Linked DNA regions of Homo sapiens: region 2 is linked to region 1. A link is a loop called in an ENCODE intact Hi-C map of the cell type or tissue named here. Cell type or tissue: Caco-2. All regions are shown on one strand.

The links. Hi-C counts contacts between places; a loop is a spot of excess contacts. Peaks named below come from ENCODE experiments on the same cell type or tissue, not always from the same donor. Only the 100,000 strongest peaks of a DNase experiment are listed, where the experiment ranks them.
Region 2: a loop joins it to region 1, with 4 times the contacts of the local background. A loop is called at or near these places in 3 of 110 quality-filtered maps.

Annotation. Positions count from the first base shown.
Region 1 is chr7:138,737,846-138,740,345 of GRCh38, forward strand. It overlaps ATP6V0A4 (ATPase H+ transporting V0 subunit a4), which reads right to left. Exons shown (of 22, transcript NM_020632.3): 15 at 1,695-1,788. Among named protein-coding and RNA genes, the nearest start is that of SVOPL, 38 kb to the left of the region's middle. In Caco-2, a CTCF peak has its summit at 1,056 (motif pointing left); a DNase peak (open chromatin) is centred at 1,066.
Region 2 is chr7:138,662,382-138,664,881 of GRCh38, forward strand. SVOPL (SVOP like) reads right to left here. Exons shown (of 16, transcript NM_001139456.2): 5 at 693-764. Among named protein-coding and RNA genes, the nearest start is that of SVOPL, 38 kb to the right of the region's middle. In Caco-2, no CTCF peak of the experiment used is centred here; DNase peaks (open chromatin) are centred at 586 and 1,430.

The sequences.
Region 1 (2,500 bases):
CCACCTCCCAGGTTAAAGCAATTCTCCTGCCTCAGCCTCCCAAGTAGCTGGGACTACTGGTGTGTGCCACCATGCCCAGCTAATTTCTGTATTTTTAGTGGAGACAAGGTTTCACCATGTTGGCCAGGCTGGTCTCGAACTCCTGACCTCAAGTGATCCACCCGCCTCAACCTCCCAAAGTGCTGGGATTACAGGCATGAGCCACCACATCTGGCCAACTCCTGCTTTTCTTTATATAATATTTTGTGTGGTATAGATTTTTTTAAATCATATATATGTATTATTTTAGGATAGAAAGACCAGAAATTTTCAAAATTCTAAATGTTACTAGGAACAGATTTCATTATTTTCAATATCCCACATTCTCTTTCACCCTGACATATTTTCTTTCTTTTCTAACTTGTGGGCAGATGACAAAATTGCATCAGAGTAGAAACTCAGGATCACTCAGTTCTGCAATGTGAAATACCGTAGCTCCACTCTGTCTGAGGAGCAGAAATGGACAGGCAGGATTTGCTGATGAATTAACTGTGGGCTGTGGAGGGGAGAGACGAGACCATTGGAGCAATGAGATTCCAAACAAAGGAAGATCAACCAGACCCTAAGATCATCCCCGTCTAGATTCCTTCTCCACCTGCTTACTAAACATGAAATTCCTTTGACCAAGGACAACGTCTTGCAGGCCACAAAAATTCAAATTAGTTTTTAGCACTTTGCAACTTACACACCAGCCTTCAAGGACTTTACCACTTTTGATAAAACTTAGAATGCAAGTGTCCCTGGGTGGCAAGTATAAACAAATCCTGGGCAAAATTCATGTTTTTATAAGGGCAGGGAGGCGGGCGATAGCGGAATGACACAGGAAAACTTAAGAGGAGGTGACCTGTAAGATGGGAGAGACTGGAAACCAGTTTTAGGGCTAGTACTATTTACTCCTAATTGTCAGCAACGAAAACGGAGGTCTCAGGTTCTCTCCCATAAAGAAAGAGCTTAGAAGAAACATGGACAGCATTTGCCAGGTTCAATTTCAGACTACTCACGCTCATTTGGAGCACAAGGCCGCCACCTGGTGGCAGCATGCACTGGGCCAATAGAAATGAACAGCTTTACATGAACGGGCATGTGTTGTATCTCCTCAAAACCGCTTTATATCTACAGGCTGCGAGGAAGTATCGTTTTGCTTAGCTCAAATCTAGCTGACTGAGATAGATATAACAAACATAAAATGAAGCAAATACCTTTTTTAAAAAGCGTCAATTCTATGCAGTAAAACAAAGCAAACATAAAAGTAAATCCACACTTTTTTAGAAAAAAGGGAAATGTTTCCCACTGCAAGAAAATACAAAGCAGGGAACTTAAACTTGATTAGGACGCTAAATAGCTCATGTAATATGCATACTCCCCAGGCAACCAAGTGCCTTTTAAAGAAGCAGTTATTAACCACCAGGGATATGATTGATGGAGAAAGAGGCAGACGTTTGGGGGACTGTATGGAAAATGGGGCTGGGTAGAAGGTGTAGACAGAACTTTTACTTGACTCTGGCTCTATGTGTCACAAAAACGTCAGCAGAAGTTATTTTATCTCAACACAAGTTTGTTGATTTGACAGGCTTTGTTGGCCTTTTCTTCTCTCTCCAGAGGTCTCCTCAAGATAGTTCACATAAGAAATATTTAACCCAAGAAGACATTATTACCGGATCAATCCCAAACGGGTATGGATTTCCAAAATACACTCCTGGTATGGCTGGGTCCAGCTGCAGATATAGACTTTCCTCCATTACATGAGTACTTTAGAGGGAGAAAAGGAGAAAAACAAACAATGATCAACCGGGGCAGAAAAGATACTATAATACCACCAGTCACGAACTTGCCCATCAAAGTCCAACTACTGGTGCAATTCATCACTTTGGTTGGTTCAATATCTACTACACATCAAGTATTGTCCTAAACACTGAGGCTACAATCTGAGTTTGCAAAGAGATCTCAGCCTGATGTGCTATAGTAAAGAAACTCAGGGCCGGGAGCAGTGGCTTACATTCATAATCCCAGCACTTTGGGAGCCTGAGGTGGGAGGATCCCTTAAGTCCAGGAGTTTGAGACCAGCTGGTTGTGGTGGCACATGCCTTTAGTTCCAGCTACTTGGGAGGCTGAGGCAGGAGGACTGCCTTGAGCCTGGGAGGTCAAGGCTGCAGTGAGCCATGATTGTACCACTGCACTCCAGCCTGGGCAACAGAGTGAGACTCTGTTGAAAGGAAAAAAAAAAAAAAGGGAGAAGGGGGAGAGGGGACAGAAGGGGAAAGGGAAGGAAAAGGAAGGGAGATCAGGATTTGTACCACATCAGAAATGAGGTAGAAAGCAGGGATGCTGGGAGCACACAGGAAAGAAACCCCAGCCCAGGGACATGCTTGGGAAGTCTCCCCAGGGAACACTGGGGCTGCTTCTGAAGGATGGATTGTTTTTTCACATATACACCTCAACTGCTATGAAACTTAACTCTAAA
Region 2 (2,500 bases), 75 kb before region 1:
AGTTTTCTTGCCCCAAAATTAAGGGAGACTTGCTCCCTCCCAACCTACTTGGGTGCTCTGGGGGGTTAGAGACTTTATGGACACTCACTCATGACACATAGTCCTGAAAGAACAGCTTCTTCTGAGCTTGCTGTTGCAGCAGTGGACTAGTCATTTAAATGAAAACCAGAGGAAAAAACCTCCCAATAGGGCTGCTCTGAAGGGCTAAGGGGCCTTTTCCATTCCCCTTATTAACTCATTAGAAGCGAAGATATGGATAAATGGAGAACAGATGTGTGCCCCCACTGATATCAGACCTCTGTTCTCAACACCACCACAGTAAACTGGACGTGGTGGGGGCATCTAACCAACCCATGACTGCTTCTAAGTCCCAACCTTTAAAAGTTCAAATAGAGCCACTTAGCGGCCTTCCTTCCTTTAATCCTTCTGGGTAGAGATTTCTTAGAACTCTATAATACCCGCATCTCCTTTTACTCCACACCTGGACTGCAGAGGAACAGCTGCAGGCACAGGTACCCTGAGAAAAATGTCCAGAAGATAAGCCTGGAATGTTCCATCAGGGAGGGAAATGTCTGCATTTTCTATCTTGGGTATTGGGAGGGAGATGCCTACTAAAGAGAAACAGTGATAAGGTTGCCCCCAAAAGAATACACAAAAGACAATTCCAAATGCTACTGTGAGGCCCCACCTACCTTCCAGCGGCCATATCTGTCAGCCAGGAGGCCAAAGAGGATACTGAAAACCATGTAGCCAAAAAACACCATCTGCAAGTGGGAGCGAGATAAAACGGTTCTCTAAGCAGGTTTTACATGTTACTTTACCCCGTTAGCCATTTTCACTAGAAGTAGGCTGGAAATACGGGAGGGATGGAAGTTAATTTAAAGAACAGGGTTTCACGTTGGTCTTGCTTGCCCCTGAGGCCCTTCATGTTCAGGATTTCAGCTCCCTGTTGGTGGGAGCCTAACAAGGCAGATCCTGCCCCAGGTGGAAACGGGGTCCTCTGCCGCCCGCTTGTTGCTAGAGGACGGCTTCGGCTCCACTCTATTCAGATGTGTACTTGTGAATTTCCACTGTAATTTTTAAAATTGTCTGTTCATGCGCTGCCTTATACAGTACACAAATTGGGGCCACTAGAAGCAGTCTCCCTTTATGTTATTACAAATAGACATAACTTTAAACACCAAATCCAATCACTCATTTAAAAAACTCTTCAGAACATTCATAAGTCCTAAGATACACCTACTTCTTTTCCTTACTCGTTCTCACAATGGCCTGTCCTCCCCTGATAAAATTCAAGGACCTGGGATTTGACACTAGGGTTTTATTTATTATAACTTGGCCTGAGACCTCAGCTGCTGTCTGTGCCTCTGGGCTCCTTATTTTCCTGCCTTCAAGAAGTTCAGGCTTCACTGCAGCCCTGACTGACGGCCTCCAGGGCAATCAAAGGAATGCTGTCAGCTCGCATTTCTAGGGGAAAACAAAACAAACCAGAAACAGCTCTGTTTCCCTTTCGCTGTCGCTGTTCTGCTTTTTTTCTCCTTCCTTCACTCTTTAGAGGGAAGACTGAAATGCATTTCTCCCACACTGAACCATGAAAAATTCATCATATATATTCTTGCACGACAAAAGCCACGACTGGGTCCTGCACGCTACACTTTCTAGGACAGAAACGTTCCGTAACCCTGTTTGACAGACTGCAGAGACAGAAACCTGTCCGCTCGCTGGGGCTCCAGCTCTCCCTCTGCCTCCCTCACTCGCCCCCAACGATCCTCAGTGGTGCCCCCTTCTTGTGCACCCTACCCTGCCCTCCCCCTCCCCCACCTTCTACCTGGAAGACGTCCTGCCTCCCTCGCGCGCCCCACCTAGCGCGCGCCTAACCCTCCAGCGTCCTTGAGCTCCCATCGGGCACGCGCCTAACCCTCCAGCACCCCTAATCCTCCATCGGACACACCCCTGGCCCTCCATCGGGCGTGCGCCTAACCCTCCAACGCCCCTAATCCTCCATCGGGCACGCCTCTGACCCATTGGGCGCGTGCCTAACCCTCTGGCACCCCGTATCCTCCAGCAGGCGGGCGCCTAACCCTCCAGCGCCCCTAATCCTCCACTGGGCAAGCCCCTGACCCTTTATCGGGCGCGCGCGCCTAACCCTCGAGCACCCCTAATCCTCCATCAGGCGCGCGCCTAACCCTCCAGCGCCTTTAATCCTCCATCGGGCACGCCCCTGACCCTCCACCAGATGCGCGCCTAATCTCCAGCACCCCCGATCCTCCATCGGGCGCGCGCCTAACTCTCCAGCGTCCCTGACCCTCCATCGGGCGCACCCCTGATCCTCCATGGGTGTGCCGCTGACCCCTGATCCTCTCTTGCGCCCTTCCCCCCTCCCCCGCACGCTGCTGCTGCTCACCCCCAGCTCTTCCTCCTCCGCCACCCCGGCGCTCGACCCTTCCCCCCACCCCCGCCCTCGACCCTTCTCCCCAACTCCCGCCCTCGACCTTTCCCC